2 separate regions of the Homo sapiens genome follow, and region 1 is linked to region 2. Evidence: chromatin contacts called from ENCODE Hi-C or POLR2A ChIA-PET data. All regions are on one chromosome and are shown on one strand. The core of a region is the stretch at or near the end of the contact, and the rest is flanking DNA. Distances in the headings are between cores, read along the strand shown.

The links. A loop is a pair of places that touch in the nucleus more often than their neighbours do. ChIA-PET counts read pairs that join two places held with the same protein, here RNA polymerase II (POLR2A). Pooled maps may share reads with other maps.
Region 1: a map of HAP-1 shows a loop between it and region 2 (3-fold over the local background). The contact joins two enhancer-like sites. A Hi-C loop is called at or near these places in 11 of 168 maps with a recorded cell type or tissue (CD4-positive, alpha-beta memory T cell, CD8-positive, alpha-beta T cell, Caco-2 and 8 more), 3 of 37 single-sample maps with no recorded cell type and 17 of 50 pooled maps. POLR2A ChIA-PET finds 5 or more read pairs at or near these places in 8 of 52 experiments (Caco-2, H1, HEK293 and 3 more).

What each region holds. Positions count from the first base shown.
Region 1 is chr9:33,429,772-33,432,857 of GRCh38, forward strand. No RefSeq gene overlaps it. Among named protein-coding and RNA genes, the nearest start is that of AQP3, 16 kb to the right of the region's middle. Within about 2 kb of position 1,380, at least 3 of the 41 ENCODE cell types and tissues checked have a DNase peak (open chromatin) inside an H3K27ac peak, as active enhancers do.
Region 2 is chr9:33,378,434-33,381,265 of GRCh38, forward strand. The region is part of intron 1 of LOC124902142 (a long non-coding RNA gene); the gene reads left to right. Among named protein-coding and RNA genes, the nearest start is that of AQP7, 23 kb to the right of the region's middle. RefSeq lists enhancers at 2,171-2,771, 2,772-2,832. Within about 2 kb of position 1,343, at least 2 of the 41 ENCODE cell types and tissues checked have a DNase peak (open chromatin) inside an H3K27ac peak, as active enhancers do.

The sequences.
Region 1 (3,086 bases), core at 130-2,629, 51 kb after region 2:
AGTAGCTGGGACTACAGGCACGCACCACCATGCCCATATAAATTTTTTTTTAATTTTTTGTAGAGATAAGGTTTCACCATGTTTCCCAAGCTGGTCTCAAACTCCTGGGCTCAAGTGATTCACCCACCTTGGCCTCCCAAAGTATTGGGATTACAGACATGAGCCATCACACCCAGCCAGAGATTCCTTTTCTTCTTTTTCAAGTGGAATTCAGAGAAAAAGAGCAAGATACACATCTGAGTTACCACGGTATGTTTCAGGGACCCAGGGGTCCAGGCCAAGATGGTGACAAAAATGTCAGGACCTCAGCCTTTCCCCCTTTGACAGGATCCACTCAGGACAGAATTCTTACTATCTCTCAGCAGCCTTCCCACCTCCCCCAATCCTGCCCCCGGCAACTATCTTGACCCACCTTTGTTTGTTTGTTTGTTTGTTTGTTCGTTGTTTTTGAGACAGAGTCTCGCTGTATTGCCCAGGCTGGAGTGCAGTAGCGCAATCTTGGCTCACTGCAACCTCTGCCTCCAAGGTTCAAGCGATTCTCCTGCCTCAGCCTCCCGAGTAGCTGGGACTACAGGTGCCCGCCACCACACTCGGCTAATTTTTGTATTTTTCGTAGAACAGAGTTTCGCCTTGTTGACCAGGCTGGTCTTGAACTCCTATTCTCAGATGATCCACCCGCCTCGGCCTCCCAAAGTGCTGGGATTACAGATGCATGAGCTACAGCACCCAGCCTCTGTTTGTTTTTTTGTTTTTTGTTTGTTTGTTTTTTGTGTATTTCTGCTGTTTAAATCCACCTTTCTTAAGTACCATTTTGGACACATTTTCCCACCCCTCTCATTTGCATCCTCTAATTCTTAAACTTGGCATTCCAGGTCCTCACAGCCAAGTCCCCTCCCATTGCTGCTGCCTTCTGGCTTCATGTGTGGCTTTCAGGATCTCTCTGCTTCAGCTGTGTCTCTGTCCCTTTTCTCACACCCTGCCCTCTGATGCAATGTCCCCCTGCCCTCTCTCATCTGAATTTAAGGCTGTTAGGACCCTAGAAAATAATCCAAGAATGCTAGGCCTGGGAAAGGAAATTGAGACTCAAATCATCTCATGCCACATCCCTGTGGTACTGAGGGAGAAACTGAGGTAAAGAGTGGTAGTGGGAATTACTCTGGGTCTCAGAATAACTTGGAGGTCCTGACACCCAGGCCCCTCCCTGCACTGTGTGCATTGGTCTCTATCCAAGGTGGCAACTGGTCCCAAGTTGACTCCTTCCTGACACCCTAGGTTGGTGATGGATGAGCTTATAGGGATGACTAAGCAAGAACGGTAGGAGGCTGTGGTTCCCCAGAACCTCCCTGGCCTGGATCCTGCCTAACTTGGCCCCACACACCCTTCTAGTCTCATCTGGCATTCTCAGCTCCAGCAACACTGAACTCTGTCCAGCTCTTGCAGGTCACCCTCATCTCCTGCCTTCAGGCTTTTAGACAAGCTGTTACCTCTCCCTGGATCAGCCCACAGGCTAATTCCTTCTCATCCTTCAGGACTCAGTATAAAGGTGGAGGGGCATGGGAAGGTGATGTGGGCCTTAAAAGGGCTCCGCGCTTGATTTAATGCTGTCCAAATTGCCTCTGGTTGCTTGTATTTGCAGTATCCTCCACTAATTAGCCTTTAGATTCCATGAAGGCAGGAACAGTCCTCAGTTTCTATTTGGGAATCCATTTTTTTCAGAGGAAGTTGACATCTCTCTTGGGACCAGAGGTGGGAAACATGAGGGATGGGCCCATGACCAAGCTGATATAATCAGAGTGTACCTTAGGGTGTTTACTGGAACAGCTAGTGACAAAGATGTTCCATCTTCCCTGCTGAACATTAACAAGGAAGCATGTGGCCCGAGAGCCACTGCCAGCTCTCTTGAAACCACAGAGAATCTAGCCTTAGGATGAGGCTGACAGCATGGAAGGAAGACAGAAGAGACAGAAAGGACATGTATGCTGGATCAAGCCTCAAGTGAAGTTTTCCTCTAAATTGTTCAGTTATGTGAGCCATTTACCACCGTTGCCCAAGCCACATTGAGTCAAATTTCCTCTTACTGGCATCCAGATGCTTTTTACCTAATATTGTGGTATATCTTATCACAATATTATATAAGATATTAGTCATCATAGTATTTCTGGTGCTTACCATGGCCAACCTGGCATTGAAAAATAGGTGCTTGGGAGGTCGGGCCTGGAAGCTCACACCTGTAATCCCAGCACTTTGGGAGGCCAAGGTTGGAGGATCACCTGAAGTCAGGATTTCGAGACCAGCCTGGTCAATATGGTGAAACCCCATCTCTACTAATAATACAAAAATTAGCTGGGCGTGGTGGCACACACCTATAATCCCAGCTACTCAGGAGGCTGAGGCAGGAGAATCACTTGAACCCGGGAGGCGGAGGTTGCAGTGAACCGAGATCACACTATTACACTCCAGCATGGGCAACAAGAGCGAAACTCCATCTCAAAAAAAAAAAAAAGTGCGTGGTCAGGCGAGGTGGTTCATGACTATAATCCCAGCATTTTGGGAGGCCAAGGCAGAAGGCTCACTTCAAGAGTTAGAGACCCGTGTGAGTAACATAGGGGGACACCATATCTACAAAAAGTAGAAAAAAATAATAAATTAGCTCAGTGTGGTGGTACACACCTATAGTCCCAGCTACTCTGGGGGCTGAGGTGGGAGGATCACTTGACCCCAGGAGGTTGAGGTTGCAGTGAGCTGGGATCACACCACTGCACTCCAGCCTGCAGAACAGATGGAACCCTGCCTATAAAAAATAAAAATAAATTTAAAAAACTAAAAAAAGATGCTTAAATGTTTTTTGTTTTGTTTTGTTTTGTTTGAGACGGAGTCTCACTCTGTCACTCAGGCTGGAGTACAGTGGCATGATCTCAGCGCACTGCAACCTCCTCCTCCCAGGTTTAAGAGGTTCTCTTGCCTCAGCCTCCCAAGTAGCTGGGACTACAGGTGCGTGCCACCACACCCGGCAAATTTTTGCATTTTTAGTAGAGACAGGGTCTCACCATGTTGGGCAGGCTGGTCTTGAACTCCTGGCCTCAGGT
Region 2 (2,832 bases), core at 93-2,592:
CCCCATCTAAGGACTTCTCCTCATTGGCCAGTGAGGGTTTGGTTGGGTCCCTGGAGGACTCAAAGGATCAACCCAAAATTTGGGGCCTCATCTGTGTGAGCTTTGTATGTCTTCTCCCTCAGCCCCTGACCCAGCCTCGGAGCCTCCACCCTCGACTCACCAGGCCCTCCCACTAGGCCCAGAGCATCCTCTCCAGAACCCCCACCTTGGCTCCTGACCGCAGAGACAAGGAGAGACCATGAGCTCTGGTAAACTCCACCCAGCCTTGCTCTGTCACAAGGGAATGCCAGTGTCAAGAATTAAACTTGAAGCATCTCAGTTCCTCTCAGCCCCATTATCCCATTTTTGAGGTATGAAAACTGAGGCCCACAGAAGTTAAATCACTTGCCCAAAGTTCAGGGTGCACACTTGAGTGTTTTTTTTTTTTTTTTTTTTGAGACGGAGTCTCGCTGTCGCCCAGGCTGGAGTGCAGTGGCGCAATCTCGGCTCACTGCAGGCTCCGCCCCCTGGGGTTCACGCCATTCTCCTGCCTCAGCCTCCCGAGTAGCTGGGACTACAGGCGCCCGCCACCTCGCCCGGCTAATTTTTTGTATTTTTAGTAGAGATGGGGTTTCACCGTGTTAGCCAGGATGGTCTCGATCTCCTGACCTCGTGATCCGCCCGCCTCGGCCTCCCAAAGTGCTGGGATTACAGGCGTGAGCCACCGCGCCCGGCCTTTTTTTTTTATCTGTAGTTTTGTTTTGTGTGTTTGTTATTTTAACTATACCTATATGTTATATATACTCATGTTTACAAAATATACTTAATACACAGTTTAAAAACCAAACAAGGCTGGGTGTGGTAGCTCAGGCCTGTAATCCCAGCACTTTGGGAGGCGGAGGCAGGTGGATCACCTGAGATCAGGAGTTGAAGATCAGCCTGGCCAACATGGCGAAACCCCGTCTCTACTAAAAATACAAAAATTAACCGGGCGTGGTAACGCATGCCTGTAGTCCTAGCTACTCAGGAGGCTGAGGCAGAAGATTCACTTGAACCCGGAAGGCAGAGGTTTCAGTGAGCCGAGATCGCGCCACTGCACTCCAGTCTGGGCAACAGAGCAAGACTCCGTCTCAAAAAATAAAAAAATAAAATAAAAACCAAACAAAAACTAGCCAAGGTCACCTCCTTGGTTTCTGGGTGAAAGCACAGGCTTCACGGGCACATTGACAAGGGCTGTAATTCCTGCTCTCTGCCCCTTACTGAGCCAATCTCCCCAGCCTCAGTTTCCCTGTGTGTCAGATGTGCATGACGACATGCAGCTCCCTTTAGAGGGTGCTTAGTGACAGCAGCACACACACTCCCATGTGCCAGGCATCGCCCGTGTCATCCTCCCAGTGGCGCTGTGAAGTGGGAGCTATTATCTTACCTAAGGTCATACGGCTAGTGAGTGGCAGGGCCGGTATTTGGATCCGGGCGGGCTGGCTTCGTTGTCTGTGCTAAGTGCCAGAGTATGAGCCCCTGCCATGTACAGGAGGGCCGGGGTCACCCTGAGTTTCACTGTTCCTACTGTAAGATCAGCACAGAGGTGGGTGTGGAGCAGCTGTGCTGTTCGGAGTGACTCCGGCCTCTTCACACTGAGGGTGCCAGCACCAGGCCAGGCCTGAGGTGGCTGCTCCCACCTCTTCCTAGGCGGCAGGACCCCATCTGAGGGAGGAAACCTAAGACTAGCCAGACCAGGGTGCTGCCAGTATCCCTTGGAATCCCTGGAGCTGAATGGGAGAGCAGGCCAGGCAAGGGTAAGGGGCTCCTCTCAAAGCTGGGACTACCAGGCTGAGGACCATACATTCATCTGCAGAGCCCTGGATGGGCCTGGCCTGGGAGTGGGGCCATGACGTGAGGCTTCAAAGTGCTGTAAGAAGAGCTGGGGGGCTCCCCAGATACCAAAAGATCCAAGCCTTCTGTATGGGGAAACTGAGGCCCAGAGAGTGGAGGGGTCCTATCCAGGTCACACAACCAGTCCATGCTGGGACTGGGAGAATGGGAGAGGGTCCAGTGCTCCCATGGCTCATGTCCCAGCCTGGGTCCCACAGCTGCACAGATCCATCTACAGGAGGAACCATGCATATGCATGCATGTGCGTGCATGTGTGTGCGTGCATGCACGTGTGTGCGTGACAGCAAAACCAAGAGCAGGGACCCACAAGGTGCTATGATGCCCACCCCACCTTATCCTAATGCCTCCCTCCCTCCCTTCCTTCCTCCCTCTCTCCTTCTTTCCTTCCTTCCTTCCTGAAGAAGGACCTGCCTTTCTCCTCCAGAGACTTCCCTCACCTCTGCCCCAACCCTTGTTTTCATCTCTCCCCAAGGCCTGGCCTCAGTCCACCCACCATCCCCTTTACTTCTCTGACATCTCCCCTTTCCTCTTTCCATTCCAGCACCATGGCCCCTCCAGCTCCCCCTCAGGGAACTGGCTGTTCCTTCAGCCTGGCATGTTCTTTCCCCAAGTGTCCACATGGCTCACTCCCTCACTCCTTCAGGTCTTTACTCAAAGTCACCTTCTCAGTGAGGCCATCTTCTCTTCACACCTCCCCACACTTTCTAGACACTGTGCCTGCTTTTTCTCCATAGCATCTATAACATGCCATATATTTTACATAGAACGCTAGCTCCATGAGGACAAGGACTTTTATCTTCCTTACGCCTGTGTCCTCAATGCTGGAATGGTGCCTGGCACGTTGGGGGCTCTCACCTGATACCTGCCAAGAGAATGGAAAGGATTGCTCTGCGACTGGTCAGGGCTCATCTGAGCCTGACGTTGGGACCAGAAACTGCAAGGTGTTAGGGGCAACAGGCC